2 separate regions of the Homo sapiens genome follow, and region 1 is linked to region 2. A link is a loop called in an ENCODE intact Hi-C map of the cell type or tissue named here. Cell type or tissue: heart right ventricle. All regions are shown on one strand. Links, peaks and the distances in the headings refer to the core of each region. The heading gives the core; the rest is flanking DNA.

Evidence for each region. Peaks named below come from ENCODE experiments on the same cell type or tissue, not always from the same donor. Only the 100,000 strongest peaks of a DNase experiment are listed, where the experiment ranks them.
Region 1: a loop joins it to region 2, with 5 times the contacts of the local background. A loop is called at or near these places in 4 of 110 quality-filtered maps.

What each region holds. Positions count from the first base shown.
Region 1 is chr2:217,180,442-217,185,824 of GRCh38, reverse strand. No RefSeq gene overlaps it. Among named protein-coding and RNA genes, the nearest start is that of DIRC3-AS1, 100 kb to the left of the region's middle. In heart right ventricle, for the core only: no CTCF peak of the experiment used is centred there; a DNase peak (open chromatin) is centred at 2,627.
Region 2 is chr2:217,704,788-217,710,170 of GRCh38, reverse strand. All of the region lies in intron 2 of DIRC3 (disrupted in renal carcinoma 3), which reads left to right. Among named protein-coding and RNA genes, the nearest start is that of DIRC3, 83 kb to the left of the region's middle. In heart right ventricle, for the core only: no CTCF peak of the experiment used is centred there; DNase peaks (open chromatin) are centred at 430 and 2,790; H3K27ac peaks cover 1,079 bases.

The DNA of each region.
Region 1 (5,383 bases), core at 321-5,320, 520 kb after region 2:
AGTGCTCTGGGATAACAAATGAATGCATGGCCCAAGAAGGAAAAGCATGACAAATGGCAGGTTCTTGGAGAATCCAACGTGGCATTTTACACATCATAATTCAGGCATGAATGGTTCATCAGAAACTGCTAAAGGGAGAAATCCCGAAGTTAGAGAAATCTATCCCAGTCCAAAATGGCCAGCAAAACATAGAAAATGCCCTGAAAAAAGCAAAGAGAAGACTCGGTTCACAACACATAATAATGTTTCAGTCCATGATGGACTGCATATATGATGGTGGTCTCATAAGATTATAATGGAGCTGAAAAGTTCCTATTGCCTAGTGACATCGTAGCCATGGTAATATTGTACCCATCATGACGTCACCATCATAGCATCATAATGCAAGACATTACATGTTTGTGGTGATGCTGGTATAAACAAACCCACGATGCTGTCAATTGTATAAAAGTCTAGCACACACTATGATGTACAGTACATAATAATTGATAATGATAATAAACAATGATGTCACTGGTTTTATATTTACTATATGTTACTTTTTATCATTAGAGTATGGTCTTTCTACTTACTAAAAAGAATGTTGGCCAGGCGCGGTGGCTCACACCTAGCCCACCAGGCCAAGGTGGGCGGATCACCTGAGGTCAGGAGTTCAAGACCAGCCTGGCCAACATGGTGAAACCCCGTCTCTACTAAAAATGCTAGCCAGGCATGGAGGTGGGCACCTGTAATCCCAGCTACTCAGGAGGCTGAGACAGGGGAATCACTTGAACCTGGAAGGCAGAGGTTGCAGCGAGCCGAGATTGCGCCACTGCACTCCAGCCTGGGCAATAAAGAGCGAAACTCCATCTCAAAAAAAAAAAAAAAAAAAAAAAAGTGAATTGTAAAACAAGTTCAGATGGGTCCTTCAGGAAGACATGAAGAAGGCATTGTTATCATAGGAAATGACAGCTCCATGCATGCTATTGCCCTTGAAGACCTTCCTGTGGGAGAAGATGTGGAGGTGGAAGACAGTGATTTTGACAATCCTGATCTTAGGTAGGCCTCAGCTAATGTGTGTATTTGTGTCTTCATTTTTAACAAAGAAGCTTAAAAAGTAAAAAAATAAAAAATAAAAAAATAAAAAATTAACATGGTAAAAAAGCTTATAGAATAAGGATATAAAGAAAATATTTTTATTCTGTTGTACAATGTGTTTGTGTTTTCAGCTAAATGTTATTACAGGAGTTAAAAAGTTTAAAAAAGTTATAAAGTAAAAAATTTACAGCAAGCTAAAGTTAATTTATTATTGAAGAAAAAAATAGTTTTTATACTTGTAAGTGTAGCCTAAGTGTCCAGTGTTTATAAAATCTACGGTAGTATATAGTCAGGTCCTAGGCCTTCACAATCACTCATTACTCACTCCTGCCTCACCCAGAGCAACTTCCAGTCCTGGAAGCTCCATTCATGGCATGTAGGTGTACCAGTTTTTATCTTTTATACTGTATTTTTACTGTATCTTTTCTATGTTTAGATCTGCTTAGAGACACAAATACCCATTGTGTTACAATTCCCTAGTTTTCAGTACAGTAACATGCTGTACGGGTTTGTAGTCTAGGAGCAATAGGCTATACCATATAGCCTTGGTGTGTCGTAGGCTACACCATTTAGGTTTGTGTTTGTGTGCTCTATGAAGTTTGCACAATAACAAATCGCCTAACATCACATTTCTCAAACCAGGCCCCTGTCTTTAAGCAATGCACGACTGTGTAACTATCTGCTAGATGACTCCAGCCTGCTCCAGAGGAACTTGGGTATGTTTTTATTATTTGGTTAAAACTGTTTGGTTGAACAGGAGAGCCAAATAATATGTTTTGGTGAGGAAGATGGAGGTTATAATCACTATTGTGTCACTTAAAAATATACAGCTAAATATATGAAACAGTGATATTTTAATATTCAATGTTAGTTCTTTACACGGTGCCTTATATACAAACTCTGATGCCCCTACACCACATGCATACATCCTTCCATCAGAACTTGGCATCTTATCTTCTTGTCATTTTTGATTTGAGCTCAGTTCCATGTGCTCTTGATCTGGCACACTGACATGCAGCCTTTAGTCTCTTTTTCAATGAGCTGCTCTGCACAAAATCAGGTCAGCATATCTTGAGCACTTGGCCCTGGACCATCTCCAGACCAGAGCACAGCAGGTGAAATTCAGAGTGTCCTCTGCCCCCTGAGTCCTTCTTCCCCTGACACCTCCATGAGGTGGGGCCAATCTGCCTGCCTCTCTATACACTTCTCCAAATGCACAAAAGGCACCAGAGCCAACTGCTACCAGAGATTTAAAATACTAATATTAATAATAATAATAACCCCAAAGGAAAGTCTGCAAAGAGCAGGCACTGCTCATGACATGATATGTCTTCTAAGCAAACGTAGATGGGAAAAGAGGGGAGGGGAAATAGATCAGAAACCAAGAATAACCTCGGCTTTGGTGCTGCCAGCACATTCCGTGTCTTGAAAAACAGGAGGCTGTATTCAGGCTGGTTTCTGGGGAAGAAAATGGATCCGTGTATTTGTTTGTAGGTGCAGTAGGAAGCTCATGTCTGCCGTGCAGCAGTGAGCCATGTGTTGATGTTGGATCAACTGGACTTAATGTGCAGCTGTGCTCTCCCCGAGTGGGGAGCTAATTACTGCAGAAAGACACTCATTGCAAATCAGGTGACTTCATGTGGAAACTATAACTTAGAGTGAATGAATAAGGACTCCTGGAGATGAAGGCACAAGCTGCTAAAATAGCAAAGGAGAATCAAGGCCCCTTTCCAAAGATCTGCAGGTTGAACTTCTGCAGTGTGAAAGTGGCTCCAGAATTGCACACATAGCCAGGAAATGATTAGATGGAAGGAAGGAAGAAAGGAAACGCCCACCTTAATGTGCACAAGTCAAAGATCCAACACATATAGTCTCATAGGAAGTGAGACTGCAGACTTTCCCCTATAATATGCATTCATTTCATTCAAAGACTCAACATGCAAAACTTAGATTCAAATGGGACCCTTAAAATTATCGTTTCCCTCTAAACAAGAGTGAAATGACCCTCTCTTTTTCAAGTGATTATTTTCTTTATTTTATTTTTGAGACAGAGTTTCACTCTTTTTGCCCAGGCTGGAGTGCAATGGCAAGATCTCGGCTCACTGCAACCTCCGCCTCCTGGGTTCCAGCGATTCTCCCGTCTCAGCCTCCCGAGTAGCTGGGATTACAGGCATGTGCAACCATGCCCGGCTAATTTTTGTATTTTTAGTAGACACAGGGTTTCACCATGTTGGCCAGGCTGCTCTCGAACTCCAAACCTCAGGTGATCTACCCGCCTTGGCCTCCCAAAGTGCTGGGGTTACAGGTGTGAGGAACTGCACCTGGCCTCAAGTGACTATTTTCAATACTCAAACCTACCAATAGGAAAGGTAGTTACTATAACTTTGATAATCCTCTGTGGAATTTCCTAATTCCCACAAGTTGGAGGTTCTTTTTGATATTTGATCTGTTCACTCAAATAATTGGAAAAAAAAAAAGGAGAACACATTATCATATAACTACTTGTGATTAGGGAAATGTAGTTTAAGAATTATAATAGCTCACCACCAGGCCATGCTTTGCCACTACCATGTTGTGTGACTTCAAGTCAAGTCAGTTAACATCTCTGAAACTCACTTTTCCCATTTACAATGATAACAAGACTGGTTCCACCTACCTTATGTAGCTATTTTGAGAACCAAATATCAAATAATATAAAAGTTATTTAAAAAGTGTACAATGTGTTTGCAAATGCAAGCTTGTGCGGTGATTTAAGAATGGTAAAGATTGGCTTATTGATTTAATCGTTAAAATAAAAGAGACACATTTTTAGAAATTTAAAAATAGTAAAGGAATCTCTTGCATTTCTTTCTTTGCCAAAAAAAAAAAAAAAAAAAAAAGCTTCAAGGGCATTTCCTTAAACTTACATTCCATTTTGCAGACTCTGAAAATTACAAAAAGAAGTTAAATTTCAGTTGTGGGCTAAACATTTTGACTCTATCTGGAAGGGTAAATGTCTGTTTCCATTAAGTGATCCCAATTTCAAGGGCTTCATCTGAGCCATAAGCCATCATTCTCTACTTGGAAGCCAGAGGAATAAATTCTGACACAGGATGGAAACTCAAGAGGTTGGCAACTGACAAAGATTTTTTCATTTTCAAAAACTATGGCAAGAATGAGGTTGGCAAACAACAATTGTGTATGTCTGTGTGTACTTGTGTGTTTTTCCACTTTAGGATAAAAGTAATTAATATTGATATGATACCAGTAAGTTTTAACTTCTCAACATAGTTTAACAAAAGCATGGCTGACTCAGAGAAGGGGACAGCAAGAAAAATAGAAATTATTAAAAAAAAAAAGGAATATATATAGTTTGGGTTCAGTTACTGGCACTGGTGACTGTAGATTTTGTTGGTTGCCTTTTCAGCATTTCACCCCCTTGTTTCTTTCTAACAGAACCCGTGGTAGATTGGGAATTATACCCTTCTCCACGAAACCATATGTTTCACATCACAAGCATGGTGATTCCTTTGCCTGGCCAGCGATTGGTTTTGAGTGGGGATGTGCCCCCACTTTTGGTTAGCACTAATAAATGGAAGGAAGTCTTTTGGGAGGTTTGCGGAAAAGATCCCTCCATTTACTTCATGATGCAGCCTCTTGTTCTGCCAAAAGGTGCCGTGGCTGAAATGAGGCAGCCTTCTTGGCACCCTGAGAGGAGTTAGCTGGAGCATAGCAGGTCAGAAAATACAAAGACTCTTACGATAGAAGTAAAGAGGTCTTTATGATATTATTTAGTGATTGAAGAGCCAACCCTAAAATTGGCCTCCTTCTGGATTTCTTTTCGTATTATCTACAAACATCCTTCAACTTCGGTCAATTTGACTTGGGGGTTTCTATAGTTGACAGGTGATGTTATCCTAACTGATTCATTATCCATCTATGCTTAAAGCTTGGTGCTGACATTGCCAATGGCATTGAAATGATGCTGAATTAATGTGAGACAAATGGCTGAGTTGGTCCTTTAACAAATCACAGTTAAACAAATTGCCAAATGGATTAAATGTGTTCTCCGTCTTAGGTGTCATGCTAGGTGCTTGAGTTAAAGCCCAGTTTAGACAGCCCAAGATACAGTAGCCTTATAATTTCAGGCATATGACATTGCATTCTCACAAGCAATGAAGTACACACATAGTGCTCTAAGTCATAATTTTTCCCAAAAAGAACCTCTGCTTGTGCATCAAATTCCTTATTTGCAATGATGTACTTGCTTGCATATGTATTTTTCTCAACCCATTTAAAGAAAACATGAATGCTTTAGAGTACTACA
Region 2 (5,383 bases), core at 77-5,076:
TTCAACATAGTATGGGGAGAGCAGGTTAGTGGGGAGGTATGTGAGATGACACCACTGTGGCACAGCCAGAACTTGAATCAGTGTCCAAAGGAATTTCCTCTACCAGAGTAGTTCTTCCAGTTTTTGCTTGTAAGAGCTCACCCACCTCGGAGAACATCTCAAATGGCATATTCGTTTAAGTTTTTCATTGCTTTGATGGTTCAGACAGCAGCCCTCAAGCCAACATTCCAGACTCTACTCAGCCTTAACAAACATTTAGTACTAGATGGTCTGTGTCTCCATGTCACACCCCTCTGATTCCTGCTGCCCAGGCAGATGGGCCACTGGAAGCAATGGAGAGGCCACTGTGGATGTGAGCACCACAGGGTTGTCAGAACACCATGGGTACAGCAGGGTGGAGGGAGGCTTCTGGCAAAGCCCAGCCAGGAACAAGTTTTCTTGTCCTCAGCAACATCTGGTGGCCATGACCTTCCCATAGCCTCCTGGTGGAAAGCTGCCATGGAAAGGAGGAGACCAAATGATCGGTGTCTTGCATTTGCATCCTGTGTCTCTACATGATCTTCATGATTTCTAAGCAACTTGCCTGAAGCCATATGGGCCTGGGATGGGTTTTTCCAGGAAGATGCAGAGTGGGTGTTATTTATTTAGATTTAATTTGCCTAATGGGGATTGATTTCTTAACATCTCTCAGAAGTCCTGTAAGCATTGGAGTCTGTTATCCTATGAAGGAAGGCACATGTAACACTTCTCTTATGCCCAGAACCCCAAAGGGAATTTAGGTATTGTCACCCAATTACTGTTTTCTTTCTTATCTGGTAAAGCAGGAAGAAATCTGGCCACCGCTGGGCTCTTGTTGGAGCCTCTGCTCTAACTGCAATAGAAGTGAGTAGTGTTACTGCAAACTCTACCAGGTGGTAATAGTGTAAAGGGCATGAATTAGATGACATGGATTCATGCTGTGGCTTTGCCATAGTGGTCTCAGCTCCAGCTCATCCATCTGTAGAGCGGGAAAAATAATAAAATCTACTTCAAACGTTTGCTGTGATAATTAAAAGAGATTACGCATGTAAATATAAAAGAAAGGAAACCAACAGCATGTGAGGAACACTTCAAAAGAGTCATCAGTTCTTTCACCTGGGCCCTAACAAGTCTCTAGTATTTGGGGCTGGGAGTTCTAGTTATGTTGTTAACAGTTGCTCATCAGTGGAAAGGCTTGAGGTCCTACACCAGGTGAGGGCTAAGCTCAGTTTCATACCTCTGAGAATCTCCAAAATTTTTCTTGGGTGGTCTTCTGCAGACCAAGCAAATCCAATTCTGCTCAAATGTATGCCATCTGTGTGTTATATATACACGTCACCTGACATCACCTGAATTGGAAGCCTCCAACTTAAAAATGGTGTGCAGGTCCTTGCACTATTTGGGATAGCACTGAAAGAGTTCTTGGTCCAACAGCATGGGAAATTGACCCAAAGTCGGTTTCTAATGCCTCCTTTTTCCCTGGGGTGGGGGCATGATGATATTTGTAGACAGTTACTTCTAATTCTTGTTTACTTACCTCAGTGGACTCTACCTTATCTCCTTCCCACTCTTCCTACTTTTTTTCCATTAACTGACAATGATTAAGTTTGACCTTATCTCACACATGCAATCAAAAGAAAAAGAATTCTCGTGATATTTTTATCAAAGCAAATAAAAACAATTATCAAGTAAACTTGGATACAGCTAAGAAATACAGAAAAGAATGACAGCACCCATAATAGTGAGTGCAGCAGAGAAAAGGCATTCATGGTTTGGGGAAGTGCAATTTGATCCGACCCTACTGGAAGGCAGTTTGGTATATATATCAACATTTAATAAATATGATATGGTAATTTCACATTGAGGAATATATCCTAAAGAAATGACCGGGCAATTCATATGCAAGATAGAGTGCCTATTAGAATGTTGTTTATAATACCCAAAATTGGAAACACAGTAAATATTCAGTAATAGAGATTTATTGACTAGATGATGGAATGCCAATATAATGATGCACTATATATCCATTTAGAATAACAATCTAAATTAGATGTTATTGATATAATCGAAAGGAAAAATGATTACAAAATATGTAGAATTCCATTTTTATAAAAACAAAGCATTAATGTATAAAAAAATCTGGAATGTATGCACATCTAATGGGAGGAGAAATTTTTAAAAATATTTTCCATTAATTGAATTTTGATTTTTTCCTACAATAAACAGATATTTCTTCTTTAATAAGGAAATCACACATATTTTAAATAGAACCAAGACCATTAACTTAGACTTTAAAAGTACCCAGAAGACATTTCCATCAGAATCTCAAAGTTTCTAACTTTCTCTCTCTTTAAACTAGATTTTCTTCCCAGGATTCTAGACATGTAAAAACCAAACAAACATTTCTTAAGCAATATTATTGATTAATTCTGTGCTGAATTACAAATATTGCCAATATGTTATTTTCTATCTTTTGACTGCATTTTCTACTTCAATTGGGCTGAAAGAAAGTTGAAGAAAGATTCTTAGTTCTGTTTTCATTTTTGCATGACTGTCCTCTCCAGCTGCAGCTTTGGAGAGGAAACAAACATTGAAACCCCATCAGGGAGGTAGCTGTGTGCATCCCATTCAGCCTGGCTGGAAGGAATCACTCCTGGAAACTAACCGAAGGGCAGAAGCTCATTTCCTGTCCTCTGGCACCCTCCCAGCCCTGCCACCCTGTCTCCACTTTCCCTGGCTCCCTCTGAGCCCTGTTCCTGGAGGGCTTTTGGAATTGGTCTTGGAGTACCTGTAGCTTAGCTCTTTCTCCCAAAGGGAGGTTTAACTTCTCCGTGAGGAATGAGTCACCATGCAGAGCCTGGAGCTGTGAGGCTGTTTTGTTCCAAGATCCGGAATCTTCTAGTCAGCCCTGAAAGACTTGTTTTGGCGGGTGCAGGCACAAGGCTCAGGATGGGGCATTTTGGCATTTGATTTCTGGCTACTAGGTATGTTAGCCAGAGTAGGCAGAGCTATCTAGTTAAAAACAGGAAGATTCATTGGTGTGGCATTTCCATGCTGGAATGAGAGTGGAGCCTGCTCTCCAGCTACCAAGGCCTTCATATTGTGTGACTCCATTATCGGACACTTGTTAAAGTTCTAGACTTCATTTGGATTTTGGCTGTGTGCTGGAGGGGAGAAACAGGATGGGGCAGCAACCTGAGAGACTGGGGTGAGGAACTTGAAGGATTAGGGCAGGTGAGCAGGATAGCATAAGATGAAGCTGGAGGTGGGGTGGGGTGGACCAGACTGAGTCTCTCCAAGCTGCCAAAGATTGAATAGGACCTGGTGAAAGGCTGCTGGTGGTGGGGAGGTTTCTAACCCTCAGTGTCCATCTGCTGAAGAGAACAGAGTAAGATGCCAAGAAGAAGTCTCTCTTTCTCTAAAAGTCATGAGACTATGTAATCAGTGTCCGATGGAATTTTCTCAACCAGATACTTCCCTTCCCCTTCCCCTTCCTCCTCCCCTTCCCCTTCCTCCTCCCCTTCCCCTTCCTCCTCCCCTTCCCCTTCCTCCTCCCCTTTCTCCTCCCCTTCCCCTTCCTCCTCCCCTTCCCCTTCCTCCTCCCCTCCTCTCCCCTCCCCTCCCCTCCAGATACGTTGCAGGGACACTAGTTGCCATGTTGTCTGCCTGTCATCTTAACCTCTTCTATGCTAGGAGAGTTCACCATTGTGTGAGTCCAGGTGGAAAGCAGGTCACCCCACCCTACAGAGTAAGCTCCAAGGGTCAGACTCCTATTCTCTGGTAATCTTGGAGGCAAAGTCATAGTCATGTGACTTAAAACAACTCTACCAGATACCTTCACTACAGGGCTTTGAGTCTCAAGAGGTATGACAAAAAGAATCAGGGATGCTGTAGGACTAGTTCTGCCAGTGGCAACAACCAGAATCCAGGGTCTAATGGTAGTGACACAGTGCTAGAAGAGGCAGTGTCTCAGGTCAAGTGGCAGCGAGAATGGCACCCTAAGTAGGTTTCTAGGGCATGACTGTGGCTGTTCTCCCTGAAGAGTAGGATTCTTCATCCTTCCTGTTGATTCTGTGGGCTACCCAATGTTGTTCCACTAAATTCCTTTTTTGAGCAAGAAATGAGCAGAATGACTTTCAGTTCATTTCCATTATTTGCAACCCTAAACCCTTACTGATACACCCCCAAAGGTCTTAATATTTTCAGGTTCATAAAGTTGACTTACTAAATGAGACTATATCTTAACCCTTTTCCTCCATCCTTCTAGATGTCCCTCTGGGGAGAACCTGTTATTAGAGGCTCTGATTATATCCTGTTTTCCTAATTTTAAGCTAGGCTTTAGATAGGCTAAGTGTTACAAGCATTTTAGAATCCCTGTGTTTTTTTTTTTCTTGAGGTAGAAAGAGTCTTTATGTAATGGAAATGAGCTCATCTTGACTCGTCACTGTTACTGACCCCTCACCAAATAGGAATTTATAGAAATTTGCTGTATGTCAATCAGAGTCCCAGATTCTACCCAGAGTGCAGCAAACAGGTGATTCAACCAAAAAGATACCTTAGCTTCCGCCTTGAATCATACCATCTTACATTTGTGCCGTGCTCTTACCTTTATAGACCTCTGTTTAGTCTGCTCTCTCATTCAATATGGGGGGGGGAAGTAGGCAGGAAATAGTCATTGCTATTAAAGTCTCTGAGCCCCAGTGGCCTCATCTATATAGTGGGACTAAGTGTAAGAGGCCAGGTCTTGAATTTGAGCTCTGTCCTTTATCTTGCAGAACTTGAACATGGTCAGTCCAAGGGCATACATACACTATATCTGCCAAGCTAGAAATCTGAGGAAATTTATCCTGGCAAAAATTAAATAGATGCACTCTCTCAGGAGGTAGTACCCTCAACTCTCCTGGTGCTAGGGAGGAGAGATGTCCATAACTAATGCCACAGAGCGTGGCTCTAGTGCCTGCTTTCTTCTACCTTCTTCCTCTCCCCCTTCAGTCCAGTCTTTTCACAAACCTGCTCCCTGCTCAGCCATGTCTTTTGCTGTCTTTCTCATCACTGTAATCCCAACGCCTAGAACAACTCTTGGCAGATTTCATTATTGAACAAAATTCTTTATTTTCCCTCTTGCCCTGATGAAGTTGCCAATGAACTTGGCATTGGAAAGAGGCACATGGAGAGCCACAGGAGAAGGGGAAAAAGCATGCCTTTGGATCAGACAGGTGTTGGTTAACAGGCCTGATGTGCTTCTTACTCAGTGTGACCTTGGGCAGATGACTTAGTGTATAGCTGGAGCTTTTGTGTTTGTAAGTGACAGAATCCCAACTCGAAGCAACTTAGCACCAAAGGGAATTTGTCAGATCATGTGTCC